Regions from separate parts of the Homo sapiens genome. Here region 2 is linked to region 1. The links are chromatin loops, found by intact Hi-C in ENCODE. Cell type or tissue: mammary epithelial cell. All regions are shown on one strand.

The links. A loop is a pair of places that touch in the nucleus more often than their neighbours do. Peaks named below come from ENCODE experiments on the same cell type or tissue, not always from the same donor. Only the 100,000 strongest peaks of a DNase experiment are listed, where the experiment ranks them.
Region 2: a loop joins it to region 1, with 34 times the contacts of the local background. A loop is called at or near these places in 6 of 110 quality-filtered maps.

The regions. Positions count from the first base shown.
Region 1 is chr16:81,034,620-81,037,119 of GRCh38, forward strand. It overlaps ATMIN (ATM interactor), which reads left to right and starts at 1,223. Exons shown (of 4, transcript NM_015251.3): 1 at 1,223-1,587. The coding sequence starts at 1,252. It overlaps CENPN-AS1 (CENPN antisense RNA 1), which reads right to left. Exons shown (of 4, transcript XR_007065134.1): 1 at 2,118-2,500; 2 at 136-307. RefSeq lists silencers at 1,043-1,332, 1,543-1,892. In mammary epithelial cell, a CTCF peak has its summit at 1,093 (motif pointing right); a DNase peak (open chromatin) is centred at 1,192; H3K4me3 peaks cover 1,195 bases; H3K27ac peaks cover 1,111 bases.
Region 2 is chr16:80,923,305-80,925,804 of GRCh38, forward strand. No RefSeq gene overlaps it. Among named protein-coding and RNA genes, the nearest start is that of ARLNC1, 32 kb to the left of the region's middle. In mammary epithelial cell, a CTCF peak has its summit at 1,418 (motif pointing right); no DNase peak of the experiment used is centred here.

The DNA of each region.
Region 1 (2,500 bases):
TTGGCAGTTGGAGAAATTATCCTGGATGATTTGAATGGGCCCAATGTCATCACAGGGGGCCTCAAGAATAGAAGAATCAGAGGGATCACTACTGAAGAAATCAGAGTGATGTGATGTGACGAAGACTCAACTCACCGTTACTGATTCTGGAGATGGAGGAAGGGTCCGCAAGCCAAGGAATGTAGGCAACCTCTAGAAGCTGGGAAAGGCAAGTGAACAGATTCTCCCCTGGAGCCTTGGGAAGGAATACAGCCCTGCTGACACCTTGATCTTAGCCCAGCAGTCTCATTTCTTTTGACCTCCAGAGCTGGAAGATAATAAATTTGTGTTAAGGCAGTAAGTTTGTGGTAATTTATTAATAGCAAGAGAAAACGAATATAGCTGCTAGTATGTAAAAGGTGGAAATTTTCACATAAAACTCTAGCCATACCAAAGATGAGTAGCAGCTGCCCCCTTTTAATAAAGGATGTGTTTCCAATTTCACTGCAGTCCTCACCCCTCCCTTTTGTCTACCCCAGCCTCCTATGTCCATTTACATGAACTACCCAGTCTAAGTATTAAGTTTTGTAATCGTATACTGAACTGCAGTGTCTCCCAAACAGTAATCCTAATTTCAGCAGCTAAAATAGAAGCAAGCAAATCCAGCCTTCTTAAAATGATTAATCCTATCAATAATAACAATCTTTTCATTTGTATAGTGTGGTCTAGGTCAAGTTACTTAATTTATATAAGCCTAAATGTCCTTCTCTGCACAAGGTGGGGCAAGTTACAGTACATACCCGCTACAGTCGTTTTGAAGACAAAATGAGACACAGCATGAAAAGTGCATCCACCAGACCCACCTGGTACCCAGTAAGGCCTAGGTAATAAACAACGGCGGAAATCAGTGTACTTCTGCCTCACCTGCCACTAGACATTTGGGTTGTTTCTAATCTTTGGGAAGTAAACGCATTGCTCAACGTATTGCTTTTTCTTTTATGTGACTACTGCCTGAAGTCACTTTCCTAGGAAGAATGGATCGATTAGAGAGGCGGGGCAATACCTTTTACCTGCTGGCAGGTGAAATTTCGCCTCCTGGCGGCGTCACCTAAAGTCCTCTCCCTCCAAGGCGCGCCCTCCGCGGCCGGCAGGGGGCGCCGCGGCCGCCTGGGCCCGCCGGATGCTAACAAGCCTGGCGGCCTCGCCCCCTGCCGGAAGTGGCTGCGGCGGGGGCGGGGCCTACGAACTGGGCCGGGCGGCCGTGCGGGAGCCATGGCGGCCTCGGAGGCGGCGGCGGCGGCGGGGTCCGCGGCTCTGGCGGCGGGTGCCCGGGCCGTCCCGGCGGCCACGACAGGAGCCGCCGCCGCCGCCTCGGGCCCGTGGGTGCCCCCGGGACCCCGACTGAGGGGCAGCCGGCCGCGGCCCGCGGGGGCGACGCAGCAGCCCGCTGTCCCCGCGCCGCCGGCGGGGGAGCTGATCCAGCCGTCGGTGAGCGAGCTGTCCCGGGCCGTGCGGACCAACATCCTGTGCACCGTGCGCGGCTGCGGCAAGATCCTGCCCAACAGCCCCGCGCTCAACATGCACCTAGTCAAGAGCCACCGCCTGCAGGTGAGCCCGACGCGGCCGGCGGCCCGGGGGGCCGGGCCTGGCTCCAACAAAGCGCCCGGCGCCGGCGCGCGAAGCCGGCCTCGGGGGGACGAGCGCCCTGCGCGCTGCCGCTGCCGCTGCCCCACCGGCCTCTGCCCTCCCCGGCCGGAGGCGGCTCTCGAACCCTCGCGGCAGGCGCCGCAGGTGCGGCCTCTGGGGGGGAGGAGGAGCTGGGAGCCCCGGGTCCGCCGTACGCGCCAGTTCCCTGGTTCCCTGGCTCCCTGGCCCCGAGTGTCGTGCCGGACGCCGGCCCAGGCTTTTTACACTTTTTTGCCTGTGAGTTCTTAACGGCGTTTTGGCGAGGGACGCATCGTCTCCATTATATTAATGAGAAACAGATTATGCAACCTAGATGATGCGGGGCTTTAAACCGGGGCCTCTGGTTCTAAAGCCCTGTGCTTGCCACGACACCCACAATGCCGCCCTTGGGTCCTGCCCAGTGGACTGTATGTGCCACAATAACTAGAAGAGAGGGTTTTAAATGTTCTCACCACCAAGAGACAATACGTTTGAGGTCGAGGACATGTTAAACACTCTGACTTGATCACTATGCAATGTATATGTCCATCCATGCTGCACACCGCACCCCATCAGTAGGAATAATTACTGTGTGTCGATTATGAATAAAAAAATGTTTTAAAGGAGCGGTAGGTTTGCCTCTAAACACCATCAGTCAGTTTCACGGTGTTGGTAAGATCAGCTCAGGACTGAGACCTAAGGGAAATTGCCCCTGTGGCTCTTCTTTAAGAGGGGGACACAGTAAATACACCATGACAATAGTCTCAACAACCCTCCACGTTATGCAAAACAGGGCAGTCATTTTCAACCTTGGGACACATCTGTGACAAGCTTATTAAAAATCCAGATGTCCAGC
Region 2 (2,500 bases), 110 kb before region 1:
CACACACCTGTAATCCCAGCTACCAGGGAGGCTGAGGCAGGAGAACCACTTGAACGCGGGAGGTGGAGGTTGCAGTGAGCTGAGATTGTGCCACTGCACTCCAGCCTGGGTGACAGAGCAAGATGCCATCAAAAGAAAAAAAAAAAAAAAAGAGCACACTGTGCATTGATTTGAGTGTCAGCTTCATTTTAACTCTATTTCAAACTCAGCCAGGAAGTAGCTGTGTGCCGTTAGGCAAGTTAATTGACCTCTCTGAGCCTGTGTTTCTTCTTCTATAAAACAGAGACAATAAGAAATATCTTACAGGTTGTTGGTATTGATTATCAAAACTGTTATATGCCCAGAATGAAAGATGGTAATTGACAGAGTTGTTTATTCGTTCATGTAACAAATATTCATTGAGGTCCTACTATGATCCAGGCACTGTCCCAGGATCTGGGGATGCAGCAGTGAAGAAAGCAGACACAAATTCCTACCCTCCTAGAGCATGACGTCTGGTGGGAACAGTCAGACAATTAGCAAAAAATCATTTTGTTTTTGTTTTTTTGAGACAGAGTCTTGCTCTGTTGCCCAGGCCTCAGCCTCGTAAGCAGTTGCAAGTACAAGCACTGCCATGCCCGGCTAATTTTTGTATTTTTGGTAGAGACAGGGTTTCTGCAGGTTGGCCACACTGGTCTCAAACTCCTGACCTCAAATGATCCACCCGCCTTGGCCTCCCCAAGTGCTGAGATAACAGGCCCGGCCAATGAACACATTATTTTAAAAGGAGCTAAGTTCTTTGGAGGGGTCTGGAGCCTACCATGGCAGGGAGCTTGCAATTTTAAACAGGTTGGTCAGAGAAGGCCTTGTGGAGAAGATGTTCTTTCAGTAAAGACTTGAAGGAGAGAAGGAGGTGAGCCGTGAAAACCCCTAGGTCAAGAGCAGTTGGGGACAGAAAGTGCAAAGGCCCTAATGGTGGGGCCTTCTGCATGGCTTTGAAGATCAGCAGAGACCACAGGGCCAGAGCAGAGCGAGTGAAAGAAAGATAATTAGCTGTGGGGTCACAGCATAATTATACGGGCTTTATTCATGGAAGTTATAAGCCAAAAGTAAGTCACAGTTGCCCTAAGTCAATTCACCTGGTGGCAGCCAGGGGAATGTGACCAAAAAGTCACTTTCTTAATATTTGCAACATTTTCCACTCAGCTCTTTGCAAGCTTATTTGTGTGATGACATCTTTCCCTAGTTGCCAACCGTAATACAAAGAAACCTTCACAAATACCAATAAAACCCAGACTCCCTGAGGGTGGAAATGAATCTCAATGAATGTCAAGGGAAAGGGCAGCTGGATCTCTAAACTCTGGTTCCCAGAGGTGTCTTCCTTTTGAGATCTGTGACAGCCACCAGCACGCTAGCCGCGAGGGGGCGTTGCTTCCCACCTAACACCCAGCCTTGACGGGCAGGGACCTCTCTTTAATGCCCTAGCACGGTTGGGTCAGGGTGAAGCATGAAATCAAGGCTGCAGATACTAGGAGAGAGCAGAAGGGAACGAAGCCCAGGGACCTTTAGGAGATGTGGTCAACTGGGGCTCCAGGCCAGCCCCAGAATCAGCTTTCAGCTGGCCTGTGTGAACTGGGCACCTTGTAACACTTATTTGTTCATGTAACACATCTCTGCTGGGTGAATATCATGTGTCAGGCACCGTGCTTTGCAATAGGCATGTATCTGGAATAAAATTGGCATACATCTTATACTTCAAAAAGAAATCAGGCCGGGCACAGCAGCTCACATCTGTAGTCCCAGCACTTTGGGAGACCAAGGTGGGCAGATCACCTGAGGTCAGGAGTTCGAGACCAGCCTGGTCAAAATGGTGAAACCCCGTCTCTACTAAAAATACAAAAATTAGCTGGGTGTGGTGGTGCGCACCTGTAATCCCAGCTACTTGGGAGGCTGAGACAGGAGAATCACATGAACCCAACAGGAGGAGGTTGCAGTAAGCTGAGATCGATCGCACCAGTACCCTCCAGCCTGGGCAACAGAGCAAGACTCCATCTCAAAAAAGAAAAAGAATTCTGCCCCACAGAATCCATCATTTAAAAATCCTTGTTTGACAGCACGAAAATTTGGGGAATGTGGTAGGCAGCACTAGGTAAGTAGAACACGCGGCTGTGTCGAGAATGCATTGGCTAAGGGCAGGAGCAGTTTCCTAAACATTTCAATTCCTGGAAGTCGAGATCCAAAAGAACAAGACCAAGAGATTTAAAAAAAAAAAAAAAAAAAAAAAAAAAAACCAGGGTGCTCTTTCTTTCCTATCTCCGATAAAACTTCCAGCATGCTTTTCCCATCTAAGGACCCAACTCACACCCAGATACCTGGGCTGGGGGAGAACGTCTTCCTTCTTCAGGCAGGAGCGGGCTGGGTGGGAACTCATGTCTATGAACCCTCTAGGATGAATAGAACCCAGCAGTCATGCGAATGGCCATGCACGGCACACAGGGGAGGCATCTCCTTCCTTCCACTC